Linked DNA regions of Mus musculus: region 2 is linked to region 1. The links are chromatin loops, found by intact Hi-C in ENCODE. Cell type or tissue: heart. All regions are shown on one strand.

The links. A loop is a pair of places that touch in the nucleus more often than their neighbours do. Peaks named below come from ENCODE experiments on the same cell type or tissue, not always from the same donor. Only the 100,000 strongest peaks of a DNase experiment are listed, where the experiment ranks them.
Region 2: it touches region 1 in a loop (9-fold over the local background); 22 of 42 quality-filtered maps call a loop at or near these places.

The regions. Positions count from the first base shown.
Region 1 is chr7:125,747,001-125,749,500 of GRCm38, forward strand. The region is part of intron 2 of D430042O09Rik (RIKEN cDNA D430042O09 gene); the gene reads left to right. Among named protein-coding and RNA genes, the nearest start is that of D430042O09Rik, 40 kb to the left of the region's middle. In heart, CTCF peaks have their summits at 418 (motif pointing right) and 1,373 (motif pointing right); no DNase peak of the experiment used is centred here; H3K27ac peaks cover 383 bases.
Region 2 is chr7:126,085,024-126,087,523 of GRCm38, forward strand. No RefSeq gene overlaps it. Among named protein-coding and RNA genes, the nearest start is that of Gsg1l, 3.9 kb to the left of the region's middle. In heart, no CTCF peak of the experiment used is centred here; no DNase peak of the experiment used is centred here; H3K27ac peaks cover 394 bases; H3K27me3 peaks cover 1,132 bases.

The DNA.
Region 1 (2,500 bases):
ATAATGAAGGGCAGGGATACAAACATAGTATCCTTACTTGGCAGTCGAAGTCTATGTACAGTGCATGCCTGAGTCCCCTCCCTGCAAGCACTGCTGGGAGCTTTAACCTCAACTGCAGGTCCTTATCAACTCAGGACTGGGTACCAGCAGGTCAAGTCTGTCAAACCCTCTAACAGCTTCTTGGCCACCTCAGCCTAAGCCATGGGCTTCCTTGTGAGCTGCCTGGAGGCCTGAGTCTGGCTTTGTCTGATCTGGCCACCTGCTGCCTCCCACTACCTGGTCCACATACCTTCAAGGTCAACTCTATGGTTTATAGGTCATCTCACTTAAAGAGCTCTTCATTTTCAAGAAATATTTTTTTTAATTATTTTACAGTATATGTCTGTGTGAGGGGTTATCCACACAAGTGCAATGCCCTTAGAGACCAGAAGAGGGCATTGGATTCGCCGGTGGTTGTGAACTGCCTAATATGGGTGCTGAGAGTTGATCTTAAGTACTCTGGAAGAGACTATACTGCCACAGAGCCACCTCTCCAGCTTCCACGAAGGCCTTCTTGAACCACTGGCAGAAACAGCACCCCCGCTGGCCAGCGCACCTGCTCACTGCTTCCTTCCCCTGAACTGTGAGCTCCAACTGCTGTTGTTCCGTCCCAATACCTTAGATGCACACCAGACCAACGTAGGTGCTTGAAGAACAGTGAAGGATGCATGGGTTTGTTAATGGGAGTTACCCCACCCTGCATGGGTATGTGTGTGTGAGGTGGGAGGGAGGGAGTCCTGCCTAGAGGGTCCTCAGGTACAGTCCTGTTTAAGCAAGTCTGTATTTACACCTGTGGTTGCCTGCTGTTTATGGGGGGGGGGGGTGCTTATATTTTCCACTTACAGCTCTGATAGAAGTTTCCTTTTAAATTAAACTCACTGAAGGTTTTAAAATTCTCTGTCTTCACCAGACTTGAAAGTAATTTATAATCCATAGGATAATTTTACAAGAGAATTTTTCTGAGAATAAAAAGAAATAAATGTAATTTTTTTCTATCAGATGTGGGTTGAAAAGGATTCTTCAGGTGGCTACAGGGAGGAATTCTTTTTTTTTTTTTTTTCCCATAAAAATACAGTATCCTGAGGCATCGAGTCCAGGGGATTCCAGCCTGGATTCCAGGTCTGCATGGGGACTATAAACCCTGAAGCCACATATGAAATCTCCAGATCTGGTTATCAGGTAGTTGTGGTGCATAGCCAGGAGGGAATGGTAGCCTGAGATATCAAACACTACCCCAAGGTCTCCCTTTATTTAGTTGCCTTGGGGAGTCTTTGTATCCATCTGCCCCAGGGCAGGAAAATCCGTTTGCATTTTGTTGTTTTGTTTCATACTACCTCTAGGGGGCAGTCTCAGCTGCTGCTTTAGGTCTTCATTGTTCTGCTTCTGTTTGCAGCACAGGCATATTGGGTATAGAGGAGTTTTGAGGGAAAGTGTCCATCAGATGGGTTAGCAAATGTGGTTGAAACAGGCTTAGAGTTTTGACATTCAGCTGATATGCACGGAGGAGTCAGCACTCAACACTAGGACATGACAGAATCTCCAGCGACACAGAGATGTTGGACCTGGGTGGGTTGTGAGGTAGAGTTTTACTGTAAGGCACATGTAGTCATCCTTATTGTGGGCATATGAACATTGAGAGCATTTGATCACAAGCTTCAGGGTGCATCTTAGTACTAGTGTACTTGCCTAGTATGTGAGGCCCTACGCTTGGTTACTAGCATCATCAAAAACCAAAAGCAAAGCAATCCAAACCAAAAATCTTCATTAAAGTGTTGCTTAATCCTCTACTGAATGCTCATCAGAACCCTTCCTTCACCATGGCGCAGACTTTGGGAGACCATTAGCTCTTCTGCCATACTGTCTAGATCTCTAGAACTCTACCAGTTAATAGTTACACAGTCCAAACTGGCTTGAATAAAGAAAGGAGCGTAGCTGGGCACGGTGGCCCAGGCCTGGAATGCCAGCTGTCAGAGGCAGAGGTAAAAGGATCAGGGCCAGTCTGAGTCCCAGAGCAAGTTCCAGGTCATTCTGGGCTAGAGCAAGATCCCACCCTGCAAAAAAAAAGGGGGGGGGGAGGAAGAAGAGAAGGGTGCCATGTGCTGTCTTATTAATAAAAATAAAAGCTACCCAAAGTGATAGAGTGGTAACTCCGCCAATGAGGCTAGGAGACAGAATACTTGAAGTTCTGTAAAAATTAGATCTGGTACTGCTCTGGTTTCAGGCGTCCACCGGTAGGTAGGAACTTATCCCCCTGGGTAGAGGGCACCTTACTGTGTGTTATATTTTGAGCCTGGAGCTGGTGGCTTAGAGAGTATGTGAGAGGAGTGGGGCTGTGAAAATCCTCTAAGACCCAAGGCCTGGCCACATCCTCTGAGGCACTTCTGGTCCCCTTTGCTGCTGCATTTATACATTTTATAATGATTATGTGTCTCCCTTTTGGGCCCCAGGTACCTTTGGGCCA
Region 2 (2,500 bases), 340 kb after region 1:
TCGTAGCTACATTGACCTTGGTAACAGACAAGGGTTGGGTATGGTTTAAGGAACTAGGAATTTGCACCCAAGACCTTGGTACTCACTTCATCCTACTGACGCAGCCAAGGCCGGCCAATAGGCTCCTGTCCCCAGCCCTCACCTGAGCTGCCCACCTCTGCACCTGCTGCAGAAGGTTCAGCCCCGTCTCACCTCGGCTTGCCCTGCGAACACCACCGGCTTCTGCTCACATCTCTGCTCACATCTCACTGTGGTTGCGGCTCTGTGGTACAGCACATGACAACACCAAACTCCTCTGTGGTCCCTGACTCTGCACATCCATCAAGCTGTTCCCACTGGAATGGCCTTGCCACCTCATCCTGAGTGTCCTTCCTACGATTGACCTCCACTCCTGCTGCCCTAGCAACTGCTGTCGCTCCCTCTCTGACCCCCAGTGTTAGTGAATTAATCTAAACGGTGAGGTTTATCTTCAGACCTGTTTCTCTGATGGGCCTGGGGCCCTCCAGATCCCCTACACTGGCAGCTAGCGGTTCAAATCCGGCCAGAAGCATGTTTGGTTTGGCTTGGATGAAGTTAGTACCATATGCGCCAACATTTCCTCATTGGCCACATTCAAGAATCCAAGATTTGCCATAAAAACGCAGGTTCTCGGCTTCTCTTACAAGATCAATTTACCTTCCAGCACTAGGCCTGCAACTGCGTCTGGCAGAAGTTTGTTGACACCCCTGTAGAGAAGCCAGAGCGACCACAGGGTCTCTACCTTCCCAGCACTTAGGGAGCTTGCCAGGCAACAGGTGCCTTTGAGTGTGAGACTCTCTCTCTCTCTCTCTCTCTCTCTCTCTCTCTCTCTCTCTCTCTCTCGGCGGGGGGGGGGGGGCACCAAGGTTCAAAGGTCAACCTCCAGTGTCATTCCTTAGGAGTGCCCACCTTGGTTTTTGAAACAGGGTCCCTCACTAGGACCTTGGGCTTTGGCTTAGGCTAGGCTGGCTGACCATCTCTGCCTCCTGAGCCCTGAGATCCTAAGTCTGCTCTGCCACGGCTGGGTTTTTAAGTGGGTGCTGATGTTGGGCCCTCACGTTTGTGTGGCAAACACTTTCCCATCTGAGCTACCGTCCCAGCCCTGACTCCCATGTTCAAGTGCAGGACAATGACTGCCCTCGGAAGGGGACGGTGGCTGGGACAGGCTGTGTGTTCAGCTCATGAAACCTCACTGGCTGTACAGCTGGGAATTGTACATTTGTTTTACATAAAAAAAAAATTTACCAGAAAAAATAGTTGCTATTAAAAATGAAAGTGGTACTTTTCAGGAAATACAAACACGCTTTGAAGGGGCATAATCCCCAGGGGACTTGGATTTCCACACTTCCTTGGAGTCAGCTGCTGTAAGCCGCCTCCTTCTAAGCTTCCTCATTCCTAACCCTGCAGAACAGAGCCCCCAAGCCTCTAGGCTCTCCTAATTATAGCAAGTGATTAGGCAGTTGCCAATTACTGGGGAAGTTTTTAAACAATCTCACAGTGTCCAAGCCAAAAGCCTACTTCATTCCCCTGCTCAAGACACCAGCACGGCCATGCTACTTGGGCAGGGTTTTTAGAAGAGGGAGGGGCCCAGAGCTCTGTACAATTAAAGCCTTCCCTCCCAGAGGGCAGAGTCTCCTGGGAGAAAGGAACGGGCCTCATTAGACAGTGATGGGCTGGAACTCCTCCTCCGCTCCGTTGTTTGCGCTGCCCAGTGTAAAATCCAGGCCCATATACGTGAGGCAAGTGCCCTGCCCCCAGCCTCTCAGGTTATTCTTCAATGCCAGCATTGCCGGCCCTTTGAGCTCTTCAGGAAGTTTCTCTCAGTCTTTGTACTACACACTAGGGTATCCATGAACAAGACAACATAGGAAGCCAGGCTGAGTGGCATATGACTGTCATCCTGGTACTTGGGAGGCAGGTTAGTCATTAGTTCAAGATCACTCTGTGCTACATCATGAGACGTTGTCTTAAAATGCAAGACACAATGGCAAAGACAATAAAAAAGACATACTAGGGCTGCACCTTTAAGGAGCTTCAGTTCCAAGGGAAGACATTAATAAGGTGATGGCTAAGAATCCTGTAGTTACCGAAGTGACGGTGACAGGGCAGAAGAGGACAGACATCAGGGGGTGTGGGGCCTCCTGACACAGCACAGTAAACCTGGGACAAGGCAACCCATGGTCCCACTGCAGGCAAACAGTTCTGGGTGACAATCCTGCTTCCAGCACATTTGGCCAATGCACCTGGGCCATTTCTTGGACCCCTACCTACCTGCCTCAGTTTCTCATCTGCTGCAGGCACAGGGAAGATGGCAGCAGTGTGTGCTGTTTGTCACAGTGTCCCCATCCTGTCAGTCTCAACTCTCAATGGGTTCATTTTGTCTGTCTTACAAATGAGGAAAACTGAGGCTGCTCAGTGGCTTCATCCACTATCTGCACAAGCCTTTGGCAGAAGGAAGCACAGCGTGCGTACGAAGATGTGG